2 separate regions of the Homo sapiens genome follow, and region 1 is linked to region 2. Evidence: chromatin loops called from intact Hi-C (ENCODE). Cell type or tissue: IMR-90. All regions are shown on one strand.

Region 1 (5,000 bases), 180 kb after region 2:
AACAGAAAACTGTTATTGCCCATTTGAAAACTTTTACGAACAGCCATTTTAATTCAAGATGGCAAACCAAAGCACACATTTTACCATTTAAATTATAACTTTATGACTTTTCATGCTAGATACTCTCTTACTTATTCATAAATAGTTGATGCTAAAGTGACTAATAAAGTTATTCATAACTGATTTATAAGAAATACTAGTGTGGGTAGTTTAAAGACCAGGAAAACAAATAAATATAAATATTGACATCAATCAACTTAAGAAGAGAAAGAGAGATTTCATTTAGTCAAATATTCTAATTGTGTTTGAAATCTTAAAATATATTTTCAAGAATATTTTATGCATTCAACCTTGTTGTTAGGAAAAAAACAGAAACATAGCTGGATTAGAAATCCAAGAACTATCTTTGAGTCATAGTAAGCGGAACAAAAGACAGAACCATGTGCCCCTAGGGATCTATAGACTTTTATACATTTTTTGTTGTTCTTTTGATTTGTTTTTCTGTTTTCTTTTCTTTTTTCTTTCTTCTTTATTTATTTATTTTTGAAACTGGGTCTTGCTCTGTCACCCAGGCCGAAGTACAACTTCGGCCTGGGTGACAGAGCAAGACTCTCAGTGGCACAATCACGGCTCACTGCAGCCTCAACCTCCCAGGCTCAAGCCATCCTTCCACTTCAGCCTCCCAATTAGCTGGGACTACAGGTGCATGCTACCATGCCCTGCTAATTTTTGTATCTTTTGTAGAGATGGGGTTTTATCAAGTTTCCCAGGCTGGTCTCAAACTTCTGAGCTCAAGCAACCCGCCTTACTCGGCCTGCCGAAGTGCTGGGATTCTGTTCCTGTGTTAGTTTGCTGAGAATTATGGTTTCCAGCTTCATCCATGTCCTTGCAAAGGACATGAACTCATCCTTTTTTATGGCCACATAGTATTCCATGGTGTATGTGCAATATTTTCTTTATCATTGAGGGGCATTTGGGTTGGTTCCAAGTCTTTGCTATTGTGAACAGCGCTGCTATAAACATGTGTGCATGTGTCTTTACAGTAGAATGATTTATAATCCTTTGAGTGTATACTCGCTAATGGGATTGCTGGGTCAAATGGTATTTCTGGTTCTAGATCCTTGAGAAATCGCCACACTGTCTTTCACAATGGTTGAACAAATTTACACTCCCACCAACAGTGTAAAAGCATTCCTATTTCTCCACATCCTCTCCAGCATCTGTTGTTTCCTAACTTTTTAATGATTGCCATTCTAACTGGTATGAGATGGTATCTCATTGTGGTTTTGATTTGCATTTCTCTAATGACCAATGATGATGAGCTTTTTTCCATATTTTTTGGCCACATAAATGTCTTCTTTTGAGAGGTGTCTGTTCATATCCTTCTCCCACTTTTTGGAGGTTTTTTTTTCTTGTAAATTTAAATTCTTTGTAGATTCCGGATATTAGCCCTTTGTCAGATGGGTAGATTGCAAAAATATTCTCCCATTCTGTAGGTTGCCTGTTCACTCTGATGATAGTTTCTTTGGCTACGCAGAAGCTCTTTAGTTTAATTCGATCTGATTTGTCAATTTTGGCTTTTGTTGCCATTGCTTTTCGTGTTTTAGTCATGAAGTCTTTGCCCATGACTATTTAAATAAACTTATCAAGCTAAAAAAAATCTTTCTAAAAATTATTTCGAATACTATCTCTTCAAAAAAAGCATTTATACAGAAATCATACTCCTTTTCAGTTTTACTTCCTTTTCAGTTGTATGCACTAGCATTCTAGAAAATATAAAAGACAGAGATAGAAGAGGAAAATCATCTTATCATTTTACATATATAGCTACCTATACAAGTAGAGTTACACCATTTTTCAAGAGATATGAGAAAGTAAAGAAACTTGGCTGAACTGTTAAAACTTATGTAATTACCATGGGAATTTTTGCTAGAGAAAGAGTTTGAAATATTGTTCCTATATAATCTGATAATATTTTGGACAAGAGTTTAATTTATGAAATTATGGTGTAGAATCTCAAAACACAGTAATTCACAAATATATAATGTCAATTTGTTTTATTTTAGAAGCTCTCATGAACAATTATATTCTGAGAATTTTTATTATAAGACATATGCTTGAAAAAAACTGTGTGGGTGGTTCACTGTTGAGTGAAAATTCTACTGTACTTTACTGCTCTACAATCTTAGGAATGTTGGCAATTTTTAAGAGCAGATGTTCTTCTTGGCATCTACTGTAATATTTAGCATAAACAAAAGTACTGGACACATTAAGATGACCAAATAATAGGCTTTCCTCTCTTTGTAGTCTATTTAAAACTTAGAGGAAGGGGGTGGGGGAACCTAACTAAAACTATTATTACATTCAAGGCTTATAAAAACAACAGAGAAAATTAAATTTGTTGTCCTTTGGGCTTAGATTTCCATTACAGTCTTTATCTCACAGTATTACCAGAAATGACAACCCTCACAATTGTTTTTCTCTGAAGTGTTTCTTGCGGTCATTCCCAGTGTGCTCACTGAACATTCAGAAAGAAACTTGGGTGATCATTTTTCGCTTGTCTGTTATTTTTTTTTAATGGAGGAAAAGGGAATACATTATTTCTGACCATATCAAAAATGAGATCCAGTGTTCATGCAACAAGCTCAAACAGTATTGTCATATAGCTCCATGTCAATAAATTAAGTTCTCTCTATTCTTAGTATTTTAAAACAAATGTTTTCGGCAAACATGGAAATGAAAGGTGCTCTATTTTTTAAAAACAAAGATATATCTTTGTTTTAGGGACAGAAGACAAGAATATGATACAAGGACTCTCATATATTTATAGTATTCCTTCAGTAACTAGCTTCTGAAGTCCTACTGTATGTCAAGCACTGTTCTAGGCGCTGGAGAAAGCTTGATGAGAAGCACAGAATCGAAGTGTTCCAAGAGTTTTCCTGGACACTCAACTATTGTTGACCTTTGTCAAGTGTCTTATTCATTGGTCTTTACAAAAAGTCATCAACAAAATACCTTATTGGTTGAGTAAGATTACTATATATGAAAGAAAATCCTTTGGTCTTCAAGTAGAAAAAAAAATCCTTTCAAAGGTTAACGTATCTGATGCAAGCTGAATAATGAAATGTGGCATGCTGGCTTGATCAAAACACTAATTGCCAACTTTGATGCTCCTCCTCTGTTGAATACCCTTTAGGAATGCCTGAGGAAGCATCAAAGAAAAGAAATGTGAGGAAATCCACTTCTTTCATCTCTCAATAAGTTAAAAAAGAAAGCATAGTTAGATATTCCATAAATGTCCTTATACAGATCAATTCACATAAGCCCAAAAATTAAGACATCAAGAAAATCTTTCTCATGTTGTGTTGGGGGTACAGGAATATCCTCACTTTTTTTTCAGCAAGCTTTAGTCTGGTAAGATAAATGTGCATTTAACGGATAGAGATTTCCTAACAGAGTCTAAATTTCTCATTTCAGATATCTAGAATTTTCTAAAGCAGGGGCCAAATATTTGAACCTCAATATGAAAATATACTGCTGGTGGGAATGTAAAGTGGTACACCCACTTTAGGAAACAGTTCCTCGTTATTTTAAAAGCTCGAATATATTTTAAAAGCTCACCTACCACATGACCTAGTCCTTCCTCTCCGAGATGTTTACCCAAGAGAAATGAAAGTACACAGGCTTATGCATGATGTTCAGAGCAACTTTACGTACAATAACCAGAAACTGGAAACAAATCAAACCTCCATCAATAGGTAATGGATAAACAAATTTCAGTATATTCATATAATGGACTAAAACTCAAGAATCAAAAGAATCTAAAGAATAGACTATTGATACACGTGCAATATGGATGCATCTCAAAATAACTGCAGAGTGAAAGATGCCAAGCAATGAGAGTACATATTATATGATTCAATTTATATAAAATTCTAAAAGCAAAACACTTATCTAGAATGAAAAAAAGCACATCAGTTGTTGCTTGAAGATGAAGATAAAGGCAAGGAGATTGGGGAGGAAGGATTATAAAAGGATATAAGGAAACATTTGAGAGTGATGGAAATGTTCATTATCTTGACTGTGATGATGGTTTCCCGGGTTCATATTATATCAAAACATTACACTGTAACACTATAAATATGCACAAAACAACTATGGGCTGAGAGGTAAAAGACAAATGGTACAGATACATTATTTTCCTCAAATGGCACATGGATCAGACTACATTTGACCACTTTCCCATGCAGACTATGGCTTATGGTACAAGCCCACTGCTTAAGCATCTCCACTAAACTACACAGATATCTGTGTTCAGATTTAATTTTTAAAAGTTATTAAATTCATAAGCAAAAATTAATTGCACAGGCTCCTAGTAACTAATTTTTGGAATATAGTTTCATATTAGGAAATAAAGCCAATGAACAAAATTTATACTGTAATAAAATTGTTCTATTTAAATGTCACCTTGGCTACATTAAAAGGCTGAATTTTCCAGGGGTTTTAAATAGTGGCAATGCTGACTCATAATGTAGGAGTTAAAACCAACATGATAACTATACAGAGTGACCCAAGGGAGTCATCATCATCAAGATGATCATAATAATTAAGTGAGGCAGACTTAAGTAAACTTCAGAAAATGAGTATATTTGTTTTATTAAAAGTCTGATGTCCCAGTACAACAGATTTTAGGTTTTTCTGTACAAGGTCAGGGTTTGCATATCCTGTGAATAGAAACACTGAAAATTGATGATGTAGCTTTATGTAAAACACAACAGAGACCATTGTAATTGTGTTTGTTTTCTTGAAGAAACACCTAGCTTGTGGCTGGGTAAGGATGGAGGTCAGCCTGTACTCCTGGACCCCTAGTGCCTGGCACAGTGCCTGACAGTGCATAGATGGGACTCAATAAATGAAAACAGTGGTCTCCTTCAGAGCTGTCATTTAAAGTGCACCATACTGGGCTTTTAAACCAATCTACCTTAAGGCAGCTTCAAGAA
Region 2 (5,000 bases):
GGCCATGATGCCCATATTTCGGGATTTGTGTCTTCAACCTGCCGAGTACGTGTCGGGAACTCCGTGTGCACACAGCTATGCCTAGGGCATATGAGGGTTGAAGGTGTTTACATAGTACAAATATTGTTAATTGCTTTTATTGCTCCTGCCCCCCCCCCCCAAATCCTTCTCCTATTATATTATTTTGGTGCTCACATACGCTTCTGAAATTGGATCTGCATCTCTAAACATCAATCATCAATGTACTGGCCTCTTTCCACAGTAAAAAATACATATTATATATGTGTGTATACATAACTATATATAATATTTTAAATCTATGACATCATCTGATTTTACATGATTTGTATCTGAGTATTTACTGTGCTGAGCAGTATTATAGATAAACAATTAAATGCAGATGTATCCGTAATGACCCTCTAACTTACCAAAATGCAGTATTTGAGGGAGAAACAATTCATAGGAGTGTTATAAAGATTGGCAGATACAGTGATTCCGTGTACTGTGCTCCATTGCATTAGGAAGACATTTTTAAGCAAGAGGTTTATTAAATTACAGATACTGAAGGGTTGTATTGCATAGATTTAGGGAAATCAGATGGTTTTAGGCACAAAACTATATTCTGTTTAGTTAGAGTCTGGGTTGCATAGAGAATTATAAGACTGTTGCTGAATCATAAATATCCTTCTCTGGCCATCTTTTCAGCCAAATATGGAGGTTTAGCCCTTCGAAGTGCAAACAGTAGATTCTGTATTCAATGATTGTAAGGCTTATCTGTCCTGAGGAATAGTCACTGCCTTGAAACTTGGGAGAAGAGACATTGTCGGACTGTTCTTATAGGTAACAATATATTTGGAAGTTTTGTAGAAGTGTCATAGATTTTTTAAATAATTTCAGTTTCAAGAAAGATGTATGTGACTTGCATAACTTTCAGAGAAATGATGGGTGACCCCTGCATTCATGAACCATAGAAAAGAAGAAAAAAAAATCTATGTATTTAAAATAATGAATCCATTTATTATCCTTTCTCTTTTCACAAGAGATTTTTGGGAACATGGTTTAGGTAATTTTTGTTGAAAGATAATAAAGAGCTTTCTCAAGAAAAATGTAGGTAGCAGAAGATTCCATGATGAAAATGGTGAAGGAATAGAAAGATGAGATACCTGCCTTCAAGTTCAATCCATCAGACCACTTGTCGCATGGCTAATCCGTGTAGTTTTGTATTATAGTGATTTCATTTGTGTCTGAATCAATGACATTTGTCTAGGAGAAATCAGTTAATGGCTGAGTTCCATCTCCAGGAAGGAACACACCTGAGGTCAGCTAGAAGCTGACTACATGTGGGTTGCAGCTATATGGCTTCAAGGAAAATGCCCTCATGAAAGAGGAGGCAAACCAGAGAATTAAGGATGTGCCTTTACAGAATGTACGTGGGCGCTTTTGAGGCATCTTTAACCGGAGTACATGTCCCTTAAGCAAGAATTTTAAAAGTACAAGTGCCTCATAATGCAATTGAATTGTGTGTTTAGGAACAGACATCTCACAATTGTTACTTCTTTTCCATGAGTGGAAATAGCCCAGATTCATTACTTTTACTTTGGCCTATTCAGATACCCTCTATGAATTCCTTAGCAGGGCAAGCTGTAGAACAATTACTTGAACACAATTCATGGAGTTTAAATGAGCATTGATGACACTGTATCTTGGGGTTAACAGACTTCAAAGACAGAGCCACACAATTGGATTGCAAATTATCTTCCTAAAAATTAAATGCATGATGAACCACTAAAGAGCCTCCAGAAAATGGGAGACTGCATTAGTATAAAAATTATTTAAGGGTTTGACCACATGCACTATCACGCTCCTTTGAAATGACTCATTTTGAAGCTGGTGAGAATGCACTAAATTTACATCTCCTTCGTAGGATGAATAAACATAGCTGGAATTTGCATGTTAGTAAAATGCTCTAGAGTAATGACACTTTGCTTTACAGCATAGTTTCCCAAGACCTTAGAAATTAAGATGGAAAAGTGAAACATGAGTGAATCTCCTTCCATCACATATCAGTCTAAAGCATATATTTTTAGCCTTCTCTGTTACTCAAACCATAATTTAAGTAACAAGAAGAGGCTAACAAAACAGATCTCAGGAGAAAACAGTCCCTGGTTCTCAAGTCAGTGACACCATGAGCAACTTACACTTTGCCTTTTTTCAAGGAGTTTAGAAGTTTTAAATTACTAATTCATGATAGGTATGAGATGTGAAGAAACTTTAATTGGGAAAATGAGGGAAGGGAAACTTACACTCGAGCCAGAGGGGGCTGAAATCAAGATGGACTGAGTTGTGTCAGGAAAATGGCAGCATGCTCTAGGAAAATCCTGGGCCTTGCAGACAGATTGACTTGGTTCAAACACCGCCTTTGCCAGATACTACATGAATAATTCTGGCCAAGTTACTTCTCTCATCCTTAGTTTCTTCACATATAATAGAATTTACATAATATAAATATAAATACACCTGTATTCATACATAAGAGAAATTATTATACCTACATCTTAGAATATTGAATATATTATGAGGTTAAAGGATCATGACTGAGATATGGTAGGCAATCAAGATATGTTAGTTCCTTTCCTTTCTTATAACTGTTCTTGACCTGAAATAAATTATTTTACTTATAGTTTGGACTTAAGGGATCAAGTCCTGACAAGGTCTAGCTTAAGAGTTCCCATTGTTGAGAAGAAGTCATCTTCTCCCCAATTTCTAGAAATAGTTTGGGCTCCACAGGCTTCTTGAAATGGACTTGTATTAATTGACACAAATGGGGAGAGTGAAGTACTATTTACAGTTTGTACAAGAATAATGACAACCATTTATAAAGTACTTAGTATGTACTAACAATAAAGCTAAATGCTTTACATCCACCATGTTGTTCAATCTTCAAAGTTTCTCTTTAAGAAAGAGGCCATTATTATCTGTGTTTTGAAGAAGAAACTGAAACTCATAAAAGTTAAACAACTTGCCCAATTTTATAAAGCAAAGTTAGAGGCAGGGCTGGGTATTAACTCAAAGGTCACGCTCTTCACCACTGCAATAACAATCTCTCTCAACTTGTTGAAAGAACATTCACATAGGCAAAGTTACTTTCTATTGTTTCTCACTGGTAAAAAAGGAAGATGTAGTAAGGCAAGGGCACACTGACAAACAGGGTGATACAGTTTTCTCTGGCAACAGATCAGCTTCCTCAGCTCAGTTCCTCCTCCACTGGGAGTGTCCAAGCACAAAGAGTTGGAGGACAGTGCATACTCCCCACATTGGCTCATCAGTTAGTGGCTAGTGCCCCTCAACAAGAACTCTGGATAGATGCAAGGAAGGAGTAAAGATGTTGGCAGCCCATTTGCAGAGTGTCAAGGTATCTCTAATTATACCCCAATGGGCATTAGGCTGAGGTGTTGGTGTTCAGCCACTAAAACCAAGTAATCTTGTCCTTGTTCACCACGATACCTGATGTTAAAGCACACATTAGTTGAAGGGATAGAATTTAGGGATAGAATTATTTTTTTCTTACATTTTTGGTTTATGCTGCTGCTTGCTAATGAAATGGCTTATGGTTGACAGTAATATTAGATGGTGACTTGAAAAATACGATGATTTTTAGTTTTGCACCTCATTTTATGAGCAAGTTTCTTAACTCAGTTTTACACTGTACAGCCTGGGAAAACAAAGGTCAAGTTGTGAAAAGAACTCTCAGACAAGCATACCCACACCTTATTAGGATAAAGAGAAAAGCAGGTAAAAAGCAATGTTCCACTAGAGAAAAGGTTTATCATGCCCTTAAAGTTCCCAAGTACACTGCAAGTGATGGCTGTATCACTTACAGTGGCAATTGCAGCCAGCAGTATACCTAGAGTTAACAAAAGAGTATTCAAACTTTTTGTTTATTATTATACTTTAAGTTCTGGGGTACATGTGCAGAACATGCAGTTTTGTTACATAGGTATACACGTGCCATGGTGGTTTGCTGCACCCATCAACCTGCCACCTATATTAGGTATTTCTCCTAATACTATCCATCCCCTAGCCCCCCAACCCCCACAGGCCCTGGTGTGTGATGTTCCCCTCCCTGTGTCCATGTGTTCTCATTGTTCAGCTCCCACTTATGAGTGAGAACATCTGGTGTTTGGTTTTCTGTTCTTGTGTTAGTTTGCTGAGAATGATGGTTTCCAGCTTCATCCATATCCCTGCAAAGGACATGAAGTCATCCTTTTTTATGGCTGCATAGTATTCCATGGTGAATGTGTGCCACATTTTCTTTATCCAGAATATCACTGATGGGCATTTAGGTTGGTTCCAAGTCTTTGCTACTGTGAACAGTGTTGCAATAAACATATGTGTATATGTGTCTTTATAGTAGAATGATTTATAATTATTTGGGCATAGCCCAATATTATATGTGATAAGGCTGGTTGTCTGGGGCTAGTGCACTTCCTTTATGCAAAGAATTACAGTGGTCCCTCTGGGGCTCAGGCTCACAATTTTATTCTCATTAGTCATCCTGCTCAAAGATCAATTCACTATATAATGTAAACAAATGACAAATTACCTTTTTAAGCCTAAAAAAATATAAATTCCTAACATGAAATAAATGGGAAAGGGATTCTTTTTACTTAAACATTCTGCTATATGATATAACATTTTTATGACAAACCTGATGCTAATTTTATGAAGGCAGAAGAGTTATGCTTGACCTATATGCAAATATATTTTGACAGGGCTACAGATAGAGAAAAGAGTTTGAAATTGCCTGTTATTCATACGAGAAAACACACAAAGACACATATGTATGCACACACTTCTGTGCATAGGTATGTACAAATACACATGGAGTAAGAATATCATCTCTCTCTCCACTCAGCATAAAATTACAGTATCTGAAGCATTCCAATTCAGAATATTTTAATCTCAAAAAATTAAGATTACTCAGAAAGTTTTCATTCCTT

Evidence for each region. Hi-C counts contacts between places; a loop is a spot of excess contacts. Peaks named below come from ENCODE experiments on the same cell type or tissue, not always from the same donor. Only the 100,000 strongest peaks of a DNase experiment are listed, where the experiment ranks them.
Region 1: a loop joins it to region 2, with 2.3 times the contacts of the local background. A loop is called at or near these places in 2 of 110 quality-filtered maps.

The regions. Positions count from the first base shown.
Region 1 is chr1:99,443,363-99,448,362 of GRCh38, forward strand. No RefSeq gene overlaps it. Among named protein-coding and RNA genes, the nearest start is that of LINC01708, 42 kb to the right of the region's middle. In IMR-90, no CTCF peak of the experiment used is centred here; a DNase peak (open chromatin) is centred at 2,219.
Region 2 is chr1:99,264,997-99,269,996 of GRCh38, forward strand. The region is part of intron 1 of PLPPR4 (phospholipid phosphatase related 4); the gene reads left to right. Among named protein-coding and RNA genes, the nearest start is that of PLPPR4, 3.0 kb to the left of the region's middle. In IMR-90, no CTCF peak of the experiment used is centred here; a DNase peak (open chromatin) is centred at 1,915; H3K4me3 peaks cover 144 bases; H3K27ac peaks cover 881 bases.